3 separate regions of the Homo sapiens genome follow, and regions 1 and 2 are each linked to region 3. Evidence: chromatin contacts called from ENCODE Hi-C or POLR2A ChIA-PET data. All regions are on one chromosome and are shown on one strand. The core of a region is the stretch at or near the end of the contact, and the rest is flanking DNA. Distances in the headings are between cores, read along the strand shown. Region 1 holds the start of LINC02570 (long intergenic non-protein coding RNA 2570). Region 2 overlaps VARS2 (valyl-tRNA synthetase 2, mitochondrial). Region 3 holds the start of DDR1 (discoidin domain receptor tyrosine kinase 1).

Region 1 (4,522 bases), core at 487-2,986, 36 kb before region 3:
CAGGTGATTCACCCCCCTCAGCCTCCTAAAGTGCTGGGATTACAGGCATGAGCCACCATGCCAGGTGGGGGTAGGTGGGGAAGCCCATTTCTATTAAAAAAAAAAAAAAAAAAGGCCAGGTGTGGTGGCTCATGCCTGTAATCCCAGCACTTTGGGAGGTCAAGGCAGGAGGATCACCTGAGATCAGGAGTTCGAGACAAGCCTGCCCAACATGGTGAAACCCCGTCTCCACTAAAAATACAAAAAATTAGCCGGGCATGGTAGCACGTGCCTGTAATCCCAGATACTCGGGAGGCTGAGGCAGGAGAATCACTTGAACCCAGGAGGCGGAGGTTGCAGTGAGTTGAGATCCTGCCACTGCACTCTAGCCTGGGTGACAGAGGGAGACTCCATCTCCAAAGGAAAAAAAAAAAGAGAAAGTAAAATTTGTACTTCAATTCAGAGATTATAAACAATGTATACTTGACTTTGTGGCAGTGATCACTATTGTACAATAGTTACTTAAACTCAGGAGGCAGAGGCTGCAGTGAGCCAAGATAGCTCCACTGCACTCCAGCCTGGGTGACAGAGCGAGACTCTGTCTCAAAAAAAAAAAAAAAAAAAAAGTTACTCACTCATTTGTTCTGCAGAATCTATTTATTGCTGTGTTCACAGAAAAGGAAGCATCAAGACGGCAAAGCTCTTTGATGAAAAGCCAGGCGTACTCACACACACAACTGAGAAAGTTCTGGAAGTAGGAGAAAACGTCTTTAAGGCATATAGGCTAAACTTATATAAATATTGTTAGTGTTTGCCAAAACAGGGATAATCTAGTAAAATCAGAGATACAAAGCCAGAACAGAGAATTGGTAAGTAAAAAATTGTTAAGAATGTATATTGGCTGGGCGCGATGGCTCATGCCTGTAATACTAGCACTTTGGGGAGGCTGAGGGGGGCAGATTGCTTGAGCTCAGGAGTTTGAGACCAGCCTGGGCAACCCTTTCACTACTGAAAATACAAAAAAAAAAAAAAAAAAAACCAAAAACAAAACTGGGCGTGCTGGTGCGCACGTGTGGTCCCAATTACCCTGGAGGCTAATGTGGAAGGATCGCTTGAGCCCAGAGTGTGGGGGTGGGGGTTGGGAGGCAAGGTTGCAGTGAGCCTGGATTGCACCACTGCACTTCAGCCTGGGTAACAGAGCGAGACCTTGTCTCAAAAAAAAAAAAAGTATCAAAAGGCCTAGGAATTTGTTCTCCAGGTAAATCTGCCCTCCCTCATCTCTAACCTTTATGAAATCACCCAAATGGAGACATCACAGCAAGGCCCCGACAAGGAAATGAGGAATGTAGGTGGATAAGGGACTGGAATAGTGCAGCACAACACTAACTACAGGTTTCAGCCCCAATGAGATTGCCCTCACTTCCGCCGCCAGCCACAAGTGTGGAGGTCCCCAGGCTACTCGCTCCTCTGACCAACTGGCTACTAATCTGGGGGGTACCCACAACCCCCTCGGGTTTGATAATTTGCTAGAACAACTCACCAAACTCAGGAGAATGTTATACTTACGATTACAGGCTTGTTACAAAGGATACAAATCAGGAGGACCAGACTAATGAAGACACACGTAGGGCGGGGTCTGGGCGGGTCTTCCATGCAGAGCTTCTGTGTCTTCTCTCTGTGAATCAGGTTGTGTCACCCTCCTGGCACATGGATGTGTTCACCAACCAGGAAGCTCCACCAAATTTTGGCGTCCAGAGTTTTCATTACATAGGCACAATTGGTTGACTCATTTGCCACCGAATTGAACGCAATCTCTAGTCCTCCCACCCTCCGTCGAGGTTGGGCTGGCTCTAAGGCCCAATCCTTTTATTATGTGATCTTTCTGATGACCAACCTCCCATCGTGAGTTCTCTCTTAGCATAAGCCCAGGTGTGATCCAAGGGGCTCATGAATAACAAAGATACTCATATTACTCAGGAGATTCCAAGGATTTAGTTTCCCTCCTAGGAACCAGGGACAAAGGGCAGTCAAATTCTTTATTGTTATCACAGAGACACAGTAATATAATATGATACAGCAGAAGAGAGGTGAGGAATGTTGCCATGCCTTGAGAAGCCTATCACAAGAGCTTTAAGGAATTCACACTTAAATATTAATAGGTACATTATGAAAGAAATCAGCCAAGTACAGTCTTTTCTTATTATGGAATCTAGTTATTGCAGGAATTGAAAAATTGATGTAATAAAGCCTAGAATGCAATAAAGGAATCGGCATTCAAGTAGATGAGAGAGGTTGGGGAATATGTCAAGATGCAAAAGTGAGAGAGCTGTCACAGTTTACTTACTCTGCAATCTCTGAGGATGGAACAGGATCAAAGATGAAGCCAGGAAGCACAGAGTAGTTTTCTTCCTCCCTAATCTCATCCCTTGTTTTCATTTGGCACTTTAAAAAATTTCCACATTTATATTCATATGGAATTGATTTTGAGTATAGAGAGATAATTCTAATTATTATTGTTTTTCAAATGTTAGCCAGTTGAACCATTTATCATAATCAAGGTGATAATATGGCTTATTTTCTTTGGCCTACAGAGATGATAAATTTGAATATATTTTAAAATATAAAACTATCTTTAAAATTTGAATATATTTGAATATGATACATTTGAATATATTTTAAAACATAGAGCTATCTTTGTACTCCTGGTTAGTCATGGTGCATTTTTTTTTAATACTTCATATTAAATTTTTACCTTCTGGATTGAGACACTAGAGTTCTTAAAGGTTCTTTCAGAAATTCTTCCTATATTCAGTATGCTACCAGAAAACCTCTTACAACTAACCTTACAGAAGATACTGTTTTCTTTGTACTTTGTCCAATATCAAAGGAAACCTCCAAGTTCCAAGGAGGTCAGGCTACTAATACCCACAAATGAATTCTGATGAGATCATTACACAATAAACAATAACTGTTGCTTATTACATGCTTACTTTGTACTAGGCAGGACTAAGATAAGTATTATTTAAGTTTTAAGATCATTCTTAATTTCTTGTCAAAAGTATACTGGTTTGCAAAGTAATGAATAAAATAAATCTTTAACAATATCCCTATAGTAAAGACAATGGTGAACTTCTTATGCCTCTTTTAAAAAACTCTGCTTATGATGACAATTTCAAACATACACAGAAGCCGTGAGTATATAATGAGTCTTGCTGTATCCATCACAAAGTTTTAAAAACTGTCAAAAGTTGACCATACTCACTTAATCTACTCCTACCACTTTTTCAGCTGGAGATCTTTTAAAGCAAATTCTACACATTGTGCCATATCATCCATAAATTATTTTGCATTACATCCCATTCTTATTGAGTCCCTGCAAGCTGAGAGCCGACTGCCAAAGCACAATTCACTGTAAGAGATTCTGTGAAGGGTTAAAACAAACAGTCCAAATTCACAGTGCTGCAAATGTCTGTAATTGCATAATCTGCAAAATATATTCTTCAAGAAATCCTCTGTGCACTTGGTTTCCCTTAACTGAGTTTTTTTTTCTTCTTCAGACCAGATTAATTGATGAGAACTGACAAGCAGGGGAGAGAGGTGATGTTTAAGGTTATATATTTTGGCAAAAAATTATGAGTGTAAATTGTGCTTGTTTCTGATTAAGAGAGGTCCATTAATCAGAAAGTAAACTTGGCATCCTCGTAGAAAAATCACATAGCTTAACAAGAATTCATGACTCTGAATTGCTGCACAGACAGGTAGCATGAGTTCTTGGCAGGATTCTTTCAGCTGAGCTGTTTTCCATTAGAATGGTGTCTGATATGGTTTAGCTGGGTCTCCACCCAAATCTCATCTTGAATTGTAGTTCCCTTAATCCCCACGTGTCATGAGAGGGACCTGGTGGGAGGTAACTGAATCATGAGGGGCAGGTTTTTCCCATGCTATTCTTCTTGTGATAGTGAATAAGTCTCATGAGATCTCATGGTTTTATAAAGGTAGTTCTGCACACGCTCTTGCCTGCTGCCATGTAAGACATGCCTTTGCTCCTCCTTCATCTTCCACCATGATTTTGAGGGCCTCCTCAGCCATGTGGAACTGTGAATGCATTAAACCTCTTTTTCTTTATAAATTACCCAGTGTCAGGTATTTATTCATAGCAGTATGAAAACGGACTAATACGGCTGGGTGCAGTGGCTCATGCCTGTAATCCTAGCACTTTGAGAGGCCGAGGCAGGTGAATCATTTGAGGCCAGGAGTTCAAGATCAGCCTGGTGGTCAATATGGTGAAACCCCATCTCTACTAAACAAACAAACAAAAAAAATTAGCCATGCATGGCGGTTGGCGCCTATAATCCCAGCTACTTAGAAGGCTGAGGAAGGAGAATTGCTTGAACCTGGGAGGTGGAGGGTGCAGTGAACCGAGATTGTGCCACCGTACTCCAGCCTGGGTGACAGAGCAAGACTGTCTCAAAAATAAAAATAAAAAAAGAAAATGGATTAATACAGTAAATTGGTACCAGTAAAGTGGGGTACTGCTATAAAG
Region 2 (4,641 bases), core at 891-3,390, 42 kb after region 3:
GTGCTCAAGAGCAGGACTCTGTTGCTAGACTGCTATTTTTGAGCTGTGTGATCGAGCCTCAGTTTCCCGCATGTTTAAACTAGGAACAGTAATAGTATATGTTATGGTTGTGATGAGGGTTGGATAAGTTAGTAATAGGGTGTCCCCAAAATCTCAGTGCAGCTTTAATAACTTCAGAAGGATAAATGCTATGAACTCACCCAAAAATTATTTTAAAATTTAACTATTTAAATTTATACTTATTTGGTTTTGAGTTTTGACTAATTCATTTTAAATTCTAATTTATTTTTGGTTGGCCATTTCAATCACAGCAACTAAACAGGCATCAAACACTGATCATCTAAAACCTCTTAAATGACGCCTCACTTTTTGTCATGTTCCTTGAGATAGTGGATTTTCTGTGGTGCTGAGGACAGATCTCATTGCCCTAAGGAGATGGGGTGGATGGGTCGAGAAGAGAGCCAGCAGGGTTGGTACTGAGTCTCCCAGGAGCCCCTTTGCCAATTCTGGGTCCCCCCCATTGCCAGGAGCACTGGCGCCAGCCAGAGCTGGAGCGGCGCTTCTCCCGGGTCCAAGAGGTCGTGCAGGTGCTAAGGGCTCTCCGAGCCACGTACCAGCTCACCAAAGCCCGGCCCCGAGGTGAGGCAAGGCGGGTCCTGGGCTCGGATCCCTGCAGGAAAAGGGGGCTGGTGGGGAAAAGAGCAGAGCCTGAAGGGCCAACCCCCCCGTTAGGAGGTGCAGGGTAGGAAGGGAGGCAGGAGCTGAGGCCTTGCCCCTGACAGTTTCTTTCTTTCCAGTGCTGCTGCAGAGCTCAGAGCCTGGGGACCAGGGCCTCTTCGAGGCCTTCTTGGAGCCCCTGGGCACCCTGGGCTACTGTGGGGCTGTGGGCCTGTTACCCCCAGGCGCAGCAGCTCCCTCCGGCTGGGCCCAGGCTCCACTCAGTGACACGGCTCAAGTCTACATGGAGCTGCAGGTGACCAGAGGGGATGGGGAGGGTTAGGGCAGGCTTGGGAAGCATGCTGGGAGGAAGGGAGGGGCTGGGCTCTATAAAGTAGGGGAAGGGACCTTCTAATGGAGGATGGAGGCCTGGCAGCAGGCGGATGTCTGAGCCTTTTCTCCCTGTTCTTCCCCAGGGCCTGGTGGACCCGCAGATCCAGCTACCTCTGTTAGCCGCCCGAAGGTACAAGTTGCAGAAGCAGCTTGACAGCCTCACAGCCAGGACCCCATCAGAAGGGGAGGCAGGGACTCAGAGGCAACAAAAGGTAAGGCTGAGGGAGGCCCCCAGAAGGCTCCACCCCTGAGGGAATGTGGGCCAGGAGGGGCCTCATTCCTGGATCCTCACCTCCTTTTCTCCTCGTCCAGCTTTCTTCCCTCCAGCTGGAATTGTCAAAACTGGACAAGGCAGCCTCTCACCTCCGGCAGCTGATGGATGAGCCTCCAGCCCCAGGGAGCCCGGAGCTCTAACTCATCATCCCCATCAGTTTTCCTCCCTCTCAGACCTGTCTTTGAGGACAAACAGATTTGTCAGCTGTCAGGGTGCAGTGGGACGTCAGAGACTATGTGGTCCATCGCCTTCATTGTGTAAATGAGGACACAGACTGGCTTGGTCGCAGTGACTGTGGTGTCCTTGAGATGCTCACATTACTGCCCGGCCTGCCTCCCACCTGGAAGTCTGGGAATGAGGAGATTGAGATAAACTTTTGAAATCCCAAACATGTCTGTTTATGGCTCTTTGGTCCCCTTTGCTCCCAGTGGTGACTTTTGTGCTTCTGAGTTGTCCCCTGAGAGCTTGGTCTGGGAAAAGAGGAGGAGGGGTCCTCGCTGGAGGAAGAGGAACTTTCTAGTCATGGGTAGGGTATGGGCACAGTGGTTCCGGTTCTACCTACTTTCTGGACTAACTGACAGTGCCCTGGCTTTTGCAGGCTCTTTCTCCTCCACTTCTCACTAAATGGAAGCTTCCCCGCTCCTTGGCTGTATCCCTAGAGGTGCTGAGAGAAGTAGGACTTCCTCCAGACCTGATGGGCTGCAGGCTGTGCTGCAGATGGTGTGCCCCCACCTTCTGTGCTCTGACACCTGAGTGCCCAGCCTCTGAGTTACACATTCACAGCACAGCCAGCCACCTTACCCACGCCAAACACCATCTCATCTCCATGGAATTCAAGGGCCTGGCCCTTCCACGCCCAGAGTACATTCTGTCCAGCAGCTCTGAGTAGCCTGTCCTGGGCTGGGTCCTCTGTGGTGCTAGATGTACAATGCCATTTAATCCTACTGAAAACCTCATGAGGCGGGTGTTAGCTCCATTTTGGAGATTTTTATTTTTACTTTATTTTTGGGACAGGGTCTCGCTCTGTTGCTCAGGCTGGAGTGCAGTGGCATAATCATGGCTCACTGTAGCCTCAACCTCCAGGGCTCTAGTGATCCTCCTGCCTCAGACTTCTGAGTAGCTGGGACCACAGGTGTGCACCACTGTGCCCTGCTACTTTTTTTTTTTTTTTTTTTTTTGGAAACGGAGTCTTGCTTTGTCACCTAGGCTGGAGTGCACTGGTGAGATCTTGGCTCACTGCAACCTCTACCTCTCTGGTACAAGTGATTCTCCTGCCTTAGCCTCTTGAGTAGCTGGGATTACAGTTGTCTGTCACCACGCCCAGCTAAATTTTTTTTGTATTTTTAGTAGAGACAAGGTTTCACCATGTTGGCCAGGCTGGTTTTGAACTCCTGACCTCAAGTGATCTGCCTGCCTCGGCCTCCCAAAATGCTTGGATTACAGGCATGAGCCACCATGCCCAGCCCTGCCCTGCTAATTTTTAAAATTGTTCTGTAGAGATAGGGTTTTGCCATGTTGGCCAGGGTGGTCTTGAACTTCTGGGCTCAAATAATCCACCTGCCTTGGCCTCCCAAGGTGTTGGGATTACAAGCATAAACCACTGCGCCCAGCCCCCATTTTGGAGATGAAGACGTGTGCTCAGAGAAAAGTCTCCACTGGGACCTAACCCAATAAATTAGGTGCAGGCTCTTTCTGGCTGCTGTAACTAAACTTCAAATATAATGGTGGCTTAGATGAGGTGGATGTTTCTTCTGCTGGGCATAAGTAGTGCAGAGATCTGCAATAATGGGAGCCCACACCTCCTTCAATCTTATTTTCCTGCCATTCTGATGCATTGTCAAACTTCATGTCCAAGGTCTGCACCAGCTCCCATCACCGTGTCTGCATTTCCACCCAGAGGGAGGAGGGAAAGAAGGGGATGGGCAGTTTTCTTTTTCTTTTTACTCTGTTTCAGCAAGGTGTTTTTTTTTTTTTTTTTTTTTTTTTTTTGAGCACCTGCTATGGATGGGCTGGGCCTTATTCTGGACACTTAGATTCATCAGTGAGTGAAACAAAATTCTGTGCCCTTGTAGTACTTTCCTTCTAGCAGGACAGTCAGAAATAACATACAAATGAGTGAACGATATACTATGTTTGAATGTCATGAATGCAGGGGAGGGAAAAAGGATAGAACAAGGTAAGGGGACTCTAATGTGTTTGTGTGGCGGGGGGCAGGTTGTACTTTTAAATAGTGGGTCAGGGCAGAACTCACTGTAAAGGTGAGGTTTAAGCAAAGGCTTGTAGGAGGTATAGGAAGAGCGTTCCAGACAAAGGGAAGGGCCAGAGGAAAACAGATAGAGGCATGGTCAGACAGCTCGAGGAGTAGCCTGGAGACCAGTGTGGTGGGGCAGAGTGAGAAGGGGAGGATGGTGGGAGGTGGAGAAACAGAGGTGAGGGTGGGGAATTGGTGGGGGGTAGGGAAGACTCAAGGCGGACAATCTGGGGCTTGTGTCCAAAATGGTAGCCAGTTGGCTACCTAAAGCATTAAATAAAATAAAAACGTTCAGTTTCTTAGTCGTACTTGCCATATTTCAAGTGTTTTGGTAGTTGCATGTGGCCAGTGGCTACTATGTTCGTCAGCACGGTTATAAAACATTTCCATCATCACAGAAAGTTCTATTGGAAAGCACTGATCTAAGACCTTATAGGCTGTTTCAAGAACTTTGCTTTTCCTCCTCTGAAATGGAAGCTCCTTTCTTTTCAAGGATACTACCAGAAAGTTGCCCACCTCCTTTCTACTTGCATCCTATTGGACAGAACGTGATCACATGGCCACAGCTAGCTGCAAGGGAGGCTGGGAAATGTAATGATCCACATGCTGAGTTGAAATCTACATGACTATCCAAAAGGAGGAGGATGGCTGTTAGGGGGGCCAGTTAGCAGTCTCTGCCACCCCCAGGTCTGGTGAACCCCAAAGCACTCTTCACTGCACTGCTCTGTTTTGAGCCTTGGGAGACAATTCTTTGAGAAAAATAATCTGGAAATCACATCCTGGTGATCTCAGGCCCTGAAGTCTAGGAACCAGGTTGAGGTGCATTTAGCTGTCTGCTCTACCAACCTCTTGGACATTCAGATATCCAGTCCCCCAACTTGTTTGGGGATCCTCACAGCTGCCCCATGGGCGTCACCTGCCCATTACTGCAGGCTAGGGGCAAGTCATAAAATACTAGTCTCCTTTGGAGCCCCCTGCTACCTCTCCTTGGGGGCTAATTGTCCCAGGACAGTTGTGAAGGAAGGTAGACCAATTTTTTAAGTGTTTTTTTTCCACCCTGCCATTT
Region 3 (3,999 bases), core at 1,228-3,727:
CCCGTCGCTTCTTACTCTCCCCAGCTGCTGACCCAGCCTGCTCCTCCAGAGGCAGCTGCAGCTCCCGGAAGGGGACTGCAGCTAGTGTATGTGTGGGGGCCCATCTGGTCCGTCCTCTCGCTCGCTGGTCGTGCTGGGCTTCCCTCCTGTGGCCAGGTGGTCTGCAGGCCTGAAGCTGCCTTCTCCCCTCTCCTACGTGCCTCTCCTCACATTTTTTCAGCTGTTTCCCATCCTCTCCTTCCTGGGCAGCAGGCTGCCACTGGCTTGAAGGGGAGGGAAGCCCAGGATGGGAGGGGATGGTAGAGGGTCATTTGGGGGTTCTCAGGGACACAGGGGGCCTCTGGGGTTCGGAGTGATGCAGGAGATGTGGAATGGGCTCTGGGGACCACGGATGGGTAATCAGGCCCTCTTGGTCTTTGGTGCTGCTCTCTGGGCCCCAGGATGGCTGGGATTTCCCTCTCAGGCCCCTGGGAATCTCGGCTCCGAGTCCCGCATTCCAGCTGGCTCCAGCTCCCTTTCCGTTGTCACTTGACTCCACTGGGCCCCAGCCTTGCATCCCTCCCACTCCTCCAGCCTAGAGCTGGGGCGAGGTGGGCATCACCACTAGGAATTTCTCCTGAGGCAGTGAGAAGAGGGGACAAAGGTTTCAGGACTCTCTAGCTCCTTCTGCTCTCCCCAGTGGACCCCTCTGTCTGGCACTGCCATGCCACTTAGCTGGGGTCAGCGTGGGCCTGGGGTGTGGAATGTCCCACCAGGGTATGACGGGCTGTAGCTTGCCTGGCAGGCCTGTTGGGGCTTTCCCAGAGCACAGCTCCTGGAAGGAGGGGCTGTGGGCTGCCAGGTGAGGTGACTTGGGAAGCCTTGGCCCCACCCCCAGGCTGGCCCCACCCCCAGTCCAGCGTCTCCTGGGCCTAGATTCCCCAGCTGCTGTTCTCTGGAGGGGTAGGTGTTCTGGGGGAATGAATCCCTGGGGGCTTGGTGGGACAGGAAGGCGGGAAGAAGCTGCTCTTCGAGTGACCCTGGGGCTGTCTGTTAGCAGGTCCCTCAGCCGTTGGAACGTCCTTGGGCTTCTGAACTAGTGCCCATGTGTGCCTCGGCCTTTCCCAAGGGCCAGCTTCTTCCTGGTAGTGCTTTTGTGTACTTGTCTGGTTGGGACTTCGTGTTTCTTTCTTGGGATTGTTGTCTGGGACTGCAAGCAGGGTATGTTTTTATCTACTGTGAGGTTCCTGGGGCGGAGATGTGCAGTGGAGCGAGAACTTCCTGTGACCGTGACATTGTCTAGGTGGTGAGCAGGTGTGGGGGTGTGGAGAGAGGTGAGGGGCTGAGGTAGTGCTGAGTGGGGAAAAAGCACCTCCCACCACAAGCTGTTCTGTCCCGCTCCATCCTCTGCCCAGTAGCTCTCTCAGTTGCTTTGCCTACTCAGTCTCACTGTTTCATCTTCCCTGGGTCTCTTGGTCCCCTTCCTTTTGACTGTGTGTGATTTTCAGTGTGCCTCCATCCTTCTCCTGCTCCTCTTCTTCCTCCTCCCGACCACTCAACTTTGTCCTGGCCTCATTTTTGGCCTCTTCTGGCCAGTGATCAGACCCTCTGGCCCACTACGGCCAGAGCTGGCTGGGCCTGAGGGAGGCTTGCCCTGAGGACTCCTGAGTCCCCCTCCCACTCCACTCCGTTGGGAGCCCAGGGGAATCAGGGCCTGGGCGTCTGGACCCCCGGGTCCCTTAGAACGCCCTTCAGAGAGAGGAACTGAGAGGAGAAGGAGAAGAGAGTGGGCCCGCCTTCAGGGTCTGGGGCCTTCCAGGTTGGGTCGTAGGGGCGGGAGCGCACAGGCTGCGAGAGAGGAGCAAAGGTTGGTGGAGGGAGAAGAGCAGTCTGGGGCCTGGCTGGACAGGTGAGCCCTGAGACCTGAGCTCTGCTCCCTTCTCTGGGCTAACTCCCGCAGCTGGGCTGGGCCGAGCCTGTGGGAACCTGCTTCTTCCTCTGTGCCCTGGGGCTGCTCCCCTTTGCCTCTCCCACCAGGAACCGATCCCAGAAGTAGGAGGGGCGTCTTCCCCTCGTGGGCCCTGAGCGGGACTGCAGCCAGCCCCCTGGGGCGCCAGCTTTGGAGGTTCTCGTTTGGGGAAGCGGGGGTGGGCTGCGAGTGGGTGGAGGGGGCTGGGCGCGGAGCCGGCCGGAGGCAGCGGCGCGGGCGGCTGGGCGGCCTGGGAGCGCCCAGGCGGGCTTGGCGGGCGGGTTACCTGGGGGAGGCCGGGCCGGGCGCTAGCGCGCGGGGTGGGCGTGGCGGGCGCGGGGCCTGGAGCTCGGCGCCGGGCGTGGGAGCCACTGGGACTACTGGGTCCGGGAGGGGGAAGGGAGGGCTGCGAGCCCGAACGCGCGGCGAGAAGGCCGAGGGGAGGGAGGGGAGCGAGGAGCGGGAGGAGGAAGGGAGGGAGCCGAGGCGAGGGGGAGGCGGCGCCTGGGCCCGAGCCGCCCCAGCCCTGGCTCCTCTCCCCGGAACAGGCCCCCGACAGCTGCTCTCGGGAGCCGCCTCCCGACACCCGAGCCCCGCCGGCGCCTCCCGCTCCCGGCTCCCGGCTCCTGGCTCCCTCCGCCTCCCCCGCCCCTCGCCCCGCCGCCGAAGAGGCCCCGCTCCCGGGTCGGACGCCTGGGTCTGCCGGGAAGAGCGATGAGAGGTAGGGAGAGCGGCGGCGGAACCCGCGGGCGGAGGCCTGGGGCTCTTGGGGTGGGGGCGCGCGGCGGCGCCTGCAGGGCGAGGGGCGGGGGAGGCAGGACGTCCCGAGCCATGCTTGGTCGTCCAGCTCTTCTAAGCCTCCCTGCCCGCCTCCCCGATGCTCTGGCATACCGTCTGAAAACCGGGGGCGGGGACTGGGTGGAGGTGAAGCCCGTGACCTCCCAGAAAGAGTTTTGAGCCTCCAGCCTTGAGGCAAGTCCCCTCTCACTCAGTGCGGAGGAACTGAGCCCCGGGAGGAGGTGCTCCTGTGCAGCCCCACTGAGTCAGCTCATCTATCGCCTGCCCTCCACCTGGCCAGTCCCTGCGGGCATCTAACTGCTAAGCCTCCGCTCAGCCAACACCCAGTTGGTCAGTCTGGTCACAGTCCAGCAAAAAGAGGGACTGCCACTCTAACCCACCAGTGACACCACTCTTCCCGGCTGGATGGTCAATTAGCTCTGGCATGAGAGAATGTCACTGCCGGTGAGCGCCAGCTTCAGGGTCCCACCCCCCCATGCCTGGCTCTTGGCTGAACATTTCTTCCCAGCGCTTCCAGCAGCCAGAGGCAGGCGCCCAAGCTCGCTGGCTGTTGCTGAGGGCCTGTAGGTGTGTCCAGGACTGAGTGGTGTGGTGGAGACAGGTGAAAGGGGAGTGAGTGGAAAGGCAGGGAAAGGCTGTTGTCCTTATTGCCACTCTTCCCACCCAGCGCCCACCTGTTCCCTGCCCCCTCGACGTCCCTCTGGCTTGGTCACCCATGTGTGTTAGAGGCTGGGCCCCAGTTCTCTGGGGATCCTGTGCCCAAGGGCCCGGGTGTGTGTGTCTCATGCTGTCTTTTGGTCACAGGAGCATGTGGTGTCTGTCATTTCATGTTCACAGGTGTCTGAAGGTGGCTATTCACTGAGCGATGGGGTTGGACTTGAAGGAATGCCAAGGTGTGGACGGGTTGATGTATGCATGAGCTTCTGTGTTTGCTCTGTCTCAGAAACTCTGTGAGGGTTGTCAGGGACACTGAGAGGTGGGTGTGTGCATGCCACATTTAGCCTCGCTGTTTACAGCCAGTTCAGTAAGTTTGTGTGTTTCACCGTGTGTGTGTGTACAGAGCTGTGTGGGTGTTGTCTGAGTGGGACTTGGGGGTTGGGAGAGGAGCGTGAAGGGCTTGAGGCAGGGTGGCCTGGCCCCTGGTTTGTCTTTGGTTGTAATGGAGTGGAAGGGGGTGGGATTGGGGAAGGTCTTCTGGGCTTGTCCTCTCTTGCCCTCTGGGTCTCTGACTGTGGACTGAAGACCCAGTGGAG

The links. A loop is a pair of places that touch in the nucleus more often than their neighbours do. ChIA-PET counts read pairs that join two places held with the same protein, here RNA polymerase II (POLR2A). Pooled maps may share reads with other maps.
Region 1: POLR2A ChIA-PET joins it to region 3 with 7 read pairs in Panc1. The contact joins the promoter of LINC02570 here to the promoter of DDR1 in region 3. A Hi-C loop is called at or near these places in 5 of 168 maps with a recorded cell type or tissue (CD14-positive monocyte, Caco-2, HepG2 and 2 more) and 4 of 50 pooled maps. POLR2A ChIA-PET finds 5 or more read pairs at or near these places in 17 of 52 experiments (BJ, GM10248, GM12878 and 12 more).
Region 2: POLR2A ChIA-PET joins it to region 3 with 15 read pairs in MCF 10A. The contact joins the enhancer-like site here to the promoter of DDR1 in region 3. A Hi-C loop is called at or near these places in 19 of 168 maps with a recorded cell type or tissue (B cell, K562, OCI-LY7 and 13 more), 14 of 37 single-sample maps with no recorded cell type and 32 of 50 pooled maps. POLR2A ChIA-PET finds 5 or more read pairs at or near these places in 31 of 52 experiments (A549, A673, B cell and 24 more).

Annotation. Positions count from the first base shown.
Region 1 is chr6:30,846,423-30,850,944 of GRCh38, forward strand. It overlaps LINC02570 (long intergenic non-protein coding RNA 2570), which reads right to left and starts at 1,737. Exons shown (of 3, transcript NR_134610.1): 1 at 1,546-1,737; 2 at 615-727. RefSeq lists an enhancer at 765-1,267.
Region 2 is chr6:30,924,747-30,929,387 of GRCh38, forward strand. It overlaps VARS2 (valyl-tRNA synthetase 2, mitochondrial), which reads left to right. Exons shown (of 30, transcript NM_020442.6): 27 at 528-639; 28 at 798-973; 29 at 1,134-1,262; 30 at 1,363-1,713. The coding sequence ends at 1,464. Among named protein-coding and RNA genes, the nearest start is that of SFTA2, 5.1 kb to the right of the region's middle. Within about 2 kb of position 2,141, at least 8 of the 41 ENCODE cell types and tissues checked have a DNase peak (open chromatin) inside an H3K27ac peak, as active enhancers do; they include gastrocnemius medialis, where a contact is called at or near this core.
Region 3 is chr6:30,882,042-30,886,040 of GRCh38, forward strand. DDR1 (discoidin domain receptor tyrosine kinase 1) reads left to right here and starts at 2,478. Exons shown (of 18, transcript NM_001297654.2): 1 at 2,478-2,669. RefSeq lists enhancers at 2,013-2,786, 2,856-3,363.